Regions from separate parts of the Homo sapiens genome. Here region 1 is linked to region 2. Evidence: read pairs that join two places in POLR2A ChIA-PET (ENCODE). Cell type or tissue: A673. All regions are shown on one strand. Each heading gives the region's core, and the rest is flanking DNA. Links, peaks and the distances in the headings are about the cores only.

The links. Peaks named below come from ENCODE experiments on the same cell type or tissue, not always from the same donor. Only the 100,000 strongest peaks of a DNase experiment are listed, where the experiment ranks them.
Region 1: POLR2A ChIA-PET joins it to region 2 with 5 read pairs; 1 of 35 experiments calls an interaction of 5 or more read pairs at or near these places.

Annotation. Positions count from the first base shown.
Region 1 is chr20:19,235,976-19,241,349 of GRCh38, forward strand. All of the region lies in intron 1 of SLC24A3 (solute carrier family 24 member 3), which reads left to right. It overlaps LOC124904879 (a long non-coding RNA gene), which reads left to right. Exons shown (of 2, transcript XR_007067552.1): 2 at 1-5,374. Among named protein-coding and RNA genes, the nearest start is that of SLC24A3, 26 kb to the left of the region's middle. In A673, for the core only: no CTCF peak of the experiment used is centred there; no DNase peak of the experiment used is centred there; H3K27ac peaks cover 2,140 bases.
Region 2 is chr20:19,590,412-19,595,785 of GRCh38, forward strand. The region is part of intron 6 of SLC24A3 (solute carrier family 24 member 3); the gene reads left to right. Among named protein-coding and RNA genes, the nearest start is that of RIN2, 170 kb to the right of the region's middle. In A673, for the core only: no CTCF peak of the experiment used is centred there; no DNase peak of the experiment used is centred there; H3K27ac peaks cover 699 bases.

The DNA.
Region 1 (5,374 bases), core at 191-5,190, 350 kb before region 2:
TTTGAACACTTGTGAAGTGCTCATGTATGAGACAAATTTCAAGGCCTAATTTGACTCCAACGTCCTGACCACTTCTTCTATCTCATGGCGAACTTTTCTGTTTTTGAATTTATTCATAATTTAATTTGATATAATTCAACCAACTTTTATTGGGGAGCCATGCTCTGTTGGTAACATATGGGTCTAAATAGCATATGGGACACAGTCGTTGCTTTGAAGGCACCTAGAGTCAAGTAGGGAGAATGGGCATGTACAGTCAAAAGACTCTCATGCCACCTGTGAGGTGCCCCTAAAGAGCAGTGTGGGAGTGTGCAAGGGGTGTTGATAGTGAGTGATATGGGTTAATTCCACAAGACAGCTCAGGGGGAAGCCAGCAGTGCCTTCCTAGAGAAGCTTGGAGTTTCTGTCCCTCCCAGGGGGTTGATAGACCGGCCCATATATCATAGTATGCTTCTATCCTCCACTCTACACTAGTTTTAGAGAAAAAATAAGCAGGCTTGTCATGGTGGCTCATGCCTATAATCCTAGTACTTCGGAAGGCTGGGGTGGGAGGATTGCTTGAGGCCAAGAGCTTGAGACCAGCCTTGGCAACATAGCAAGACCGCAACTCTGCAAAAAAAATATGCAAAAATTGGCCAGGCATGGTGGTGCATGCCTGTATTCCCAGCCACTGGGGAGGCTGAGGAGGCAGCATCATTTGAGCCCAGGCGTTTGAGGCTGCAGTAAACTATGATTGCGCCACTTCACTCCAGCCTGGGTGACAAAGTGAGACCCTGTCTCAAAAACAAAACAAAACAAACAAAAAACAAACAAACTTAACATGAGCACCAAGGGCATATTGAAAGGTCAACAGCTGTGGCAGAAACCCACAGAGAGAGAGGGATGCAAGTGTGGAGATGGAGTGAGGGAGTGTCCCTTGGGGATGGTGGCTCATGTTTATAAACCTCACTCTATTTTTCGGTAGAGTTTCCCTCTTCTTTTCTGGGCTGTTATTCTCCAAGGAACTACCTAAGCTCTGGACACTTCCAAGCCTTGCAACGAACTTTAAAATGTGATATTCATTACATTATTTAGCACTTGGCCTGAAATGATGACAATGAGAAATTATGGCAACACAACAAACATTTGATTAGCTCTGTTTCATTAGGATTCTTCACATTTTGAGTTTAGAGACCCTCTAGGTTTCGGGAGCTGCAGATGTTCATCCATTTTCCTTTCCTTCTGAAGTTCCTTCTGCCATGGAAAGAGAAGTTGGGAGGAATTTCAGCACCTGGTGCTCCTGGGCCTGCAGGCGGGGGTCAGTGTCTGGTGTGGATGGCGGGGTCGTGCATCTGGATTTGGTTAGCTGGCTGGCCATCTGCTGTTCCCCTGCCTCAGCTGCCCATCTTCACCTGCTTTGCCATCTGTAAGTCATCCTGAGAAGGGATTTCATGAGAATTACCTTCTGAGAAGGCCTGGTGTGCCGTCCCTTTCAAGTCATGGGAATCTGTGCTTTGTGGGTTCGGCACCTGTTCCCGTCATGTGCTAGCTCAGCTTGCAGAACATCCACCCAGCTTGCAGAACAGCTTGGGTCCAGTCTCTCTGAGACAACCAAACACCAGCAGGGCCAGGCTGGAATCTGGGCTCTGAGCTGATCCTTCCCCTGCTCTCCATGCATAGGACCTGTCTCTTCTCCTGCGTCGTCATTGAATGGACAACAGCATGAGCATTGACCTGTGGCTGAATTCAGCTGGATTGAGATTCACTCTTGGTGAGAGGGAGATTGAGCAGGAGAGATATGCAGCTCTCATGAGGGGCTCTTGGTTTGGCCTCCTTCTCATCAAATCCCAGCCTGCTCCCCCTTTTTCCTCGCAGCCTCCACCTCGCCTTCTGATTTAAGCCTGGGCCTGAGTTTCACGTCTGTCGGTTTTACTTTCAGTCGATTTTACGGGTGCCTGAGCGGCTGTAACATTTTCCTGCTGCCTTTTCTATTTTCAACCCAAATAGGAAGTGACAAAGATGGTTTTGGTGCAGAGAGAATGTGATTCATTTTGTTACTTTTTTAAAACTTTTTTTAAAGTTCAATATATGTACAGAAAAGGGTATCTATCATAAGTGTATATAGCTTGATGAATTTTCACTAACTAGACAGCAGCCGCCAAATTAAGAAACAGAGCAGGATCTGCACCCTTGAAACCTGCACATGGTCCTTCCGAGTCACCCCCCACAAGAGTGACCACTGTCCCAGCTTCTAACAGCAGAGAGCAGCTCTGCCTGTTCTTGTGCCGTTTGTCATCTGTGTGTCTGTTTTCTTGCTGAATGTTATGCTTGTGAGATTCATCCGTGTCGTCATGTCTAGTTGTAGGTTATTCATTATTGTTGCCGTTCACAGTTTTATTGTGAGAACTGATGGACATTTGTGTGATTTCCACTGTTCATCTATAATGAGCTGTGCAGCTCAGAACATTCTTGTTCATGCCTTTCCGCCATCACTTGCATGTATTTTGATCTGGTGTATACTCCAGAGTGGAATGGCAGGGTCTGAGGGGATGCTATGTTCGGCTGCAGTAGATCCTAATAAACAGTTTTCCAACATGGAGGTACCTATTTAAAGTGTAACTTCGATTTTAAAGCAAAGTGGATGCTTGGGTTTGAACTTCACAGTCACATTTATTGGATTGAAAGGGCTCATTGGCAACCCACAGCCAAGAGACCAAGAGAGAGTCCTAACCATGGGGAGGGAGCAGTTGCCAGTGCCCTGGCATCCTGGTCCCCGCCCTGGTCTGGTGTTGGGTCTCTGCAGCATGCAAAGGGGATGGCCAGACAAGACACACCGAAGACACACCTCCTGCCCTCTGGAGGCTGATTGTTTCCACAATGACGACAATGATCATCAGTATTACTATTGATCTTTCTCCTCCTCCTGTCCTTCTCTTTCACTTCTCCCCTCCACTTCACCCAAAAAAAGGAGTTTTATTCCCATCCCTCACCCAGCACACACATGGGCGCATGCACACACACACACACACACACACCTGCCAAATTCGTGGGAGGACCCACTCCTAAGGTTGGGATGCAGTTGGGAATCACAGTGTGGGGAAAAGTGTTAGTTACACTGGAGGAAGTGTGATGCAATCACTGGAGCTCTTTGAGAAAAGCTTATTTTAAAAAAAAAAAAAAAAAACAACACAGAGTAAGAATGAGTCTTTCCAAAATTACTGTGTCTTGGGCCAGGCCTGGAGACAGCCCTATCCCTCTCTTATGCTCCTTGTGCAGTGTTTGAGATGCCTAAGCCCGTATGAAGCACAACAGGAGAAGCAGCCCCAGTACCCTCAGATAAAAGCAACAGGTGATGCGTTTTCTAAATAGTGCATTGCCTTTCTAGTGCCACCTCCTGCAACTGGGGATCCCACTGCCAGCAGCCTCTCCAGGCACCCCCAAGGCTGTCTCCCACAGGTGGGCTAGGAGATGGGGAACAGGGCTCGCTGCTCACCTGAGGACCTGCACGGGCAACTGGAAGGGGCCAGCTGAACACAAGAGGCACTGGGTGCTGTTGGAGAAGAGGGTGCTTCTTCGGGACATTTGTTAGCCCATCAGAGGATGGTGACCCCAGGGTGGCTGACCCTTTCTTCCTCCATTCACTTCAGCTGGGTGTGGCAGAGGAGCTTGGACACGCATCAATTGCATGTCTGCAGGGCCAGAGAGGTGTGTCATATTAGCAGGTAACCAATTTGATCCACACCACCCTGTCACATTGTTTTCACCCCAAGGGTCCTGGCTCCCAGCCTGAGGGATCTCAAAGGTCCCCCTCGATGGCTTTGCCTTTGAGAAGTAGGGGGAGTGGAGGCATGGGTGAGGAAACTGCCTGGACACAACCCAGGGGCCCTGTGGGCAGCCTTGGCACTAGTCCAGGGCTGGGAAGCTGCCCCCTCAGTTCTATGGCCCTCGTTGGACTGTATGGGACCCCATGGTCTGTGGAGTGGGAGAAGCACAATCTGCGGTTGTCCTGAGTCTTTTCTGTCTTCCTGCAGGCTGCCCAACCCCAAGGGCCTAACAGAGATGATCAGTTTAACCAGGTAGAACATGGTGGTTTTGATACCTCCTTCTGTTAGTTTCTTCCAAATGGCCAATGTCTTGGAAAATTCTGTTGACCAGTAAAGCTTTATTAATAAAGCATTCATTTTTTCGTTTTCCCACTGAAAATCATCATAGACCCACATGACTGCCAGTGGGGCTTCAGGTCACACTGCAACAACTGCTGTGACTACTAGAGTTTATCTAACTGTGTCTGAAACTAGAGGCTCGTGATGTTCTTGTGAGCCATTGCAGCCTCAATGGTGTACATCTGAGGTTCCTGTTGCTTTGAAATAACATGCAGACCCTCAATACCACACTGTCCTACTTCTAGAAGGAGAAGTAGCTCTGAATTGTGAGTTTGCATTGTAAAAGCAGTTTTCTCCTTCCAGGAGTTTCCAAATTCTAAGTGACAGGGAACTCCAGGGATAGTAAAACTCTCTTCAGAGTGGACAAAACTCTGTATGTGCAGACAGGCTCAGGAAGCCAGGGAAGCCAGAGGAGGTGCTGCTGCAGTAACTCATCTCTCTTGTGAAGGTGGAAATGAAAAAGGAATCTCAGACCTCCTTCTGTGGGTCACCCACTGTCTCTGGTTAGTGAGCCTGATTTGTGGGCAGGTGAGTAATTGAGGGAGGGAAGGAGGATAGGCTGGGGATGAAGGTTGGGTTGGGATGTTGTCTCTGCTTGGGTTTGGCTGATCCCACAGGGTGCTCTGGAGCACAACAACATCACACAGTTGATCTTATCTTGGGTCAATGGGACCACTTTTTGTAGACCCAGTCAGCCACTCACTAGCCCCTGGCTGCCCCTCGCATGGGGCAGGGGAAATGTGTGACTCCTAAGCAAGGCAGCTTCTCTGGACATGGGGGAAGCTGAGAGCCAGGAGCAGCCAGAGCTCACAGCAGCAGGGTGCATGGCCGGCAAGGGTATCTGCAGGCATTGGCAGCAAGTGCCACGCCTCCCACTTGTGAACCTGGCTGGCCACGGGCTACCACCTCTCTCAGCCTGTCCCGGTGAAGAGGGTTGGTCTAGATTTAGATCCTACTGTTTGAATAAGTCTCTGCAGCCCTGCAGGGATCTTGCAGTAGATTGAGGGAAAGCAAACCAACCATGTCCAAAAAGACCATGCCAGTGGGCAAAGTGGAGCAGCGGAGATGTGGCTGTTAGGGTAGGACACGGACGGGGTTATCCAGAGGTGTGGGGAGGTGTGCCTGTCTCAGACCTGTCCAAGATTCTTTCTGGATGGCATTTCTGCTCAGCCATGTGTTCCTGCTTCGTCCATGTGCTTTGAGGCCCCAGGGTTTGTGCACACAATACTCGG
Region 2 (5,374 bases), core at 182-5,181:
TCCAGATTTTCCAAGAAGCTGGGGACAGAGGACAGGGGAGGCCAAAAACCACACACCCATAGTGCTGCCAAACCTAAAAATAGGGGCTGGAGGCCTAACATCCATTCCAGGGAGGGAGATGAAATTGCAAGGAAGAGAGCAAGTGATCTGTTGAGAAACCAAGAGGGCAGGTGTGGCAGAAGGCCTCATCCAGGAGCCAGCGTGCTTCCGTACATGATCCTGTGAGTAGCAGAGAGCAGAATGTGAAGTGCAGGAGTAGACCAAGGCCAAGGTCAGGTCCAGCTGAGGCAGCCAGTGAATTCCATCACACCCAGTAAAACTGGGTTTCTCCCGGCATCTTCTGCAGGCTGTGGCATCAGGAGGCAGATTCCTGTTAGAAGCAGAGCCCCAGCCCTAGCCCAAGGCCAACTGAATCAGAAGAGCAGCTCACCTGCTTCAGCTCCATCTGCAGGCTCAGCTCTCATCACGTTCTAGACCAAGCGTGGCCCTGGATGAGAGGCAGCCTCCAGCAGTTGGTCCAGGAAAGGTAGACAGTCCTGCTGAGGCCCCAGTCTTATGACTGACCATCTGCCTGAGGCTGTCTCTTGCACTGTCCCCTCATAGTTTCTTTTCTCTGGCCATCCCCACCCCAACCCCCTCAAGGCCAGGTCCTGACAGGGCCCCACACCTGATCTCCCCCTGACAGATGCTGTTGGTCCCAGGCCCAGAGTTCTGCTAAGGCCACCCACCTGGCTCTGTGCTGCTCTGTTTTCATTGCCTCTACAACTTCACCCCAGATCTCTGTGTTAGCTTTGATCTGGGCTCACAAAACGTGTGTCTTGCTTGTTCCACTTCTTTGATACGATCTCCTGAAGTCAGATTCATTCTCAGATCCACATCTAGACTAATTAGAAGCTTTCAGTTTCAGGTAACAACAAAAAAAAAATCCCAACTCTAACTGGCTTCTTAAATGAAGGAAATTTATAGATGTCTCTGAAAAATGCAAAGGAAAGTGGACATCAGGTATGACTTGATCAGGACTTCCAGCCCCATTGTTGTGATTCTTTTATCTCTAATCTCCTCTGTTTCCTTCCTCATACTAGTTTTTTTTTTTTAATGGCAGAAAATAGCTGTAGCATTTTCAGGCCTCAGGTACACATACCACTTTGGCCAGGAAAGAGAAAGAGGATGTCTCCTTGGCCACCACATCTCATTCCCCATCCCCCCATAGCATCATCAAACAAAAATCTGATTGAGCCAACTCAGGTTACCTGACCATCCCTGAACCAATCATTGTGGCAAAGGAACTAGTTACTCAATTGGTTTAGGTTAATCAAGAACCACATACCCATTTCTCCCTTCCCTCCAGAGCTAAGAATCTAATCACTTCCACCTCGAATACACAGTTTTCAGTTTATTATAAAAAGCAGAGATAAATGATTACAGGACAAAGCCTGTGCACTATCGTGTGCTGCCTCAATGTCTGCTTTCCCTGGGCTGGTGGAACACAAGGGAAAAACTGCACACAGATGCACTCTAGGTCTTGCTGTGGACATATGCTCTCATTTCTTTCAGGTAAATAACCTAGGAGTGGGATTACTGGGTTGTGTGCTAAGTATGTTTGTAAGAAACCACCAACAGCTTTGCAAAGTGGCTAAACCATTTGTATTTCCACCACCTACATGTGGGATTCCAGGTGCCCCACATCATCACCAGCACTTAGTATTATCAGTACTATTTTGTTTTGTTTTCATTTTAGCCATTCTATTGAGCACGAGTGGCACGTCACTGTGGTTTTAATTTGCATTTCCCTGACGAGCCATAATGTTGGGCATTTTTTAACAGGCTTCTTTGCCATCTTCTTTGGTGAAAAATCTGTTTAAATCATTGCCCATTTGTTAGTCAGGGGTTTTGTCCTCTTCTTATTATATTGTCCAGGCAGTCTCTAAATCATCACACTCGACTAAGCACTCCTCTGAGTCCTTCTGTCCAATTTATTTCCATAGCCAAATCAATAGTGGGTAGAGCCATTAGAAATGATTTAAACTGATCATGGCAATGTTTTATTAGTTCTGTTTCTTGGATTTAGGTTTGCAAGAGAGGTACTCATAATCAGCACGGTGCAATGGGGGAAAGAAAATGAAGCAATCATTTCCCTTTAGTATGGCACACCTGGATGTATCTGAGATGCATCATTCCAGAAATGTGAAGAGAAAAGCAGGAACCTCTCGTGGCCAGGGGTGAGGACTCCTTCCATGTAGTTTTCACATGCTCCTTCAAAGTGAGTAATTTTCATGTTTCTCTTGAAACTCACTTCCAAGGAGCACCATGAAAATTACTGGAAGGAATATTCACCTTCTGAAACTCACTGCCTACATCTTCGGCAAAAATTTTCTTTCTTTCTTTCTTTTTTTTTTTTTTTTGAGATAGAGTCTCACTGCGTTGCCCATGCTGGAGTGCAGTGGCACGATCTTGGCTCACTACAACCTCCACCTCCCAAGTTTAAGCGATTCTCCTGCCTCAGCCTCCCGAGTAGCTGAGATTACAGGTGCCTGCCACCATGCCTGGCTAATTTTTGTATTTTTAGTAGGGACAGGGTTTCGCCATGTTAGTCAGGCTGGTCTCCAACTCCTGACCTCAGATGATCCGCCTGCCTCAGCCTCCCCAAGTGCTGGACTTATAGGCGTGAGCCACCGCACATGGCTGGCAAAGACTTTCAATGTACAAGTTGCCCAGAGTCTTACCATCATGGCAGCTGAGCACTGTCCCAAGATGAGAGTCCATTTTTGGGGCACAAATGTCATTTCTTTCCATGACACCACATTCCCCACACTGCCTCCTATCACAGGCAAGTGGGGCTCTTAGCAAGAATCTGCCAAATGAGCCCAGGGCTAATTGAACCAAAGCCAGGTCACCCCTTAGCAAAATCACAGAAGGAGGTAGAGACTGGGCATCCAGGCCCCTCTGCCCCGCAAGTAGCTGAACCTGAGTTGAAGGTTAAGTATAGTGAGGACAAAAGCCAGTCAGGCTGGCAGATGCTTGTTTTATTTATGCTTCCCTTTAACAAGCACACCTACAGTACTTACCTTGTGGCAGGCACTGTCTCGCAGCGTTACATATGTGAACTCATTTTGATCCTTTCAATAACTCCTGGAGAAAGACATTGTTGAGAAAAGAGGAAACCAAGGCTCAGAGAGGCTGAGTACTGTGTCAGTCACAGAACCAATGAGTTGGGAGACGTTGAGGGCTGCAGGGATACAGCTAAACAACACAGGCAAAGCAGGGTAACTGCTTCCTCAAGGCTGGCTCCCAGAGTCAGCTTAGACCAAGGGCCTCATACCCTAAAGCTCCCTCCACAGTGTGGCTGTCCTCAACATTCCTTCACAGCTCAGTGCCCTCTTATCACCATGCAACCCACTTCAGTGAGTAATCAGAGGGGCACACTTGGGTGCAAAGGGACTGGCAGCCCAGAAAATGCCTTCTTCCGCACTGCTGCAACATGTGACATCTGCTGAGCTCGTTCTCCTGCTGGACCCCGGCCATTCACTCCTGAACCCCACAACAGCTGCCGGGTGGGCCCAGGCACCCCTAGCCTTAGCACAGAGACCCCTCATCTCCACACCTGCCCTTTCTGCACAGGCAGAGCCAGCCTGCACACCAAGTGAGGGGAGGCGAAGGATTCCCGTCATGGCCTTCGAACTCCACCCTTGGGCAAAAAAGCACTGGAAAGCTTCCCCTGGTAAAAGGGCACACAGGACATTAGCAAGTCACAAAAGTGTATGTGCAGCAGGCAGGGAAGGCTTCCACCTCTGTTCCTTCGACTGGTGTCCACTGAAGACTCCCTGGTCTTCCCTCCTATCAACCCCCTACACAGGTCACCATGTAGGGAGTGACAGAGCAGACCAGATTTCATGCCCTAGGTCCAAGCAGCTACAGTCCAGGTGGCTATGGCCTGAACCACACCAGGACCTGAGGCCTGAGACCTCCTAGAATCTAAAAATGCAGGCCTGTCTGTACACAATAATGTGAATTAAAGGTGGTTTGTCTCGTAGTTATTTGTGAATTTAAAGCCAGGGTCATAGTCCACTGATTGTGTTCTAGGGAGAAATGTTTATTATAGTCTTCTTTGGGCAGTAAGCTCATTCACTGATTTAACAAATGTTTACTGAGAGCCTACTATGTGCCAGGCACAGTTTCAGGCACTGAAGAGGCACTAGAGAAAAAATTACATTCTAGTAGCAGGCTTCGAGATGTTAAATACTCAACAGAGGTGATAGATTGGTAGGTAGGTGAGTGGGTGGGTGGCTGAGTGGATGGATGGATGGATAGATGGAGAGAGAGTAAGATATTAATATAGTGGGATAGTGGGATAGTGAGATAGGGAGAAGATATATGGAGTCAAGTGGTGGCCAATGCTATGAAAAAGCAATACAGCATGGTAAGCGTTAAAGAAAGTACATGAGAGAGAAGTTACTGTGTTATAAAGAGTTTTCAGGGAAGACACCCCTGCAAGCACTGATAGCATAGTGCCGTGAAAAAATATTAAGACATTGCACTCTGTGAAGAAAATGGCACCATTTAAAATGTAGACTCTGATTTGGTGCAGTTTTGAACATGAGTCACTCTCTGAGCAGAAGGAATGTGCCATCCCAGTAAACTGCCAGCCATTGCCCCCAGGAACAGTGTAAAATGCTGGTCTTCTAGGTTCACAAGCTAGAGTAAGAAAACAGCAAGGCCAAGGGCAACAGGAAGAGGCATATTCATCGACCATCCCCAACCCTGGCAACAGTGAAATGCATGATGTGTCTAAGCAGACACATCACGCATTTTTTCTGCTGAGGGAATCACTGTGCTAGGCTGTGAGCTCCCCAAGAATGCAGCCCGTCTCTGCCTGTTCCTTACTGCATCTGCAGCACCAACAGTAGTGTCACATATGGTAAGGGCTGAAGCATCTTCGATAAGGGCCTGGCTAGCTGATATCCTGCCCTTGATGCAGGGCAGGGGAGGATGAGTATATGATCAGAGTTCACAGGGCCCTTCAGCTGGCACAAACGTGCTCAGGGACTATTCTAGGGGTGCCTGGGTAGTCAGATGGATGCATGGATGAATGAGTATCACAAGTTGCCACCAGATACACCAAAGACAAGGTGAGTTGAAACAGCACAAACTCTGGGTAGCATTTGAGACACAGTCATGAAACCGAATTATTGATTTCATGTGGACTTCCATTCACTGCTTTTTAGCGGCAGGCACAAAGCATACTGAGGTGAACAAAACAGGAAAGGTTTCTTCCCTTCTAGAGCTCACAGACCCATGGGAGAACACAGGCAAGGAGCATCTGAACCAATCAATGATCAGATAATAGAAGACAAAAGTTATTGATGGAAATGCATTG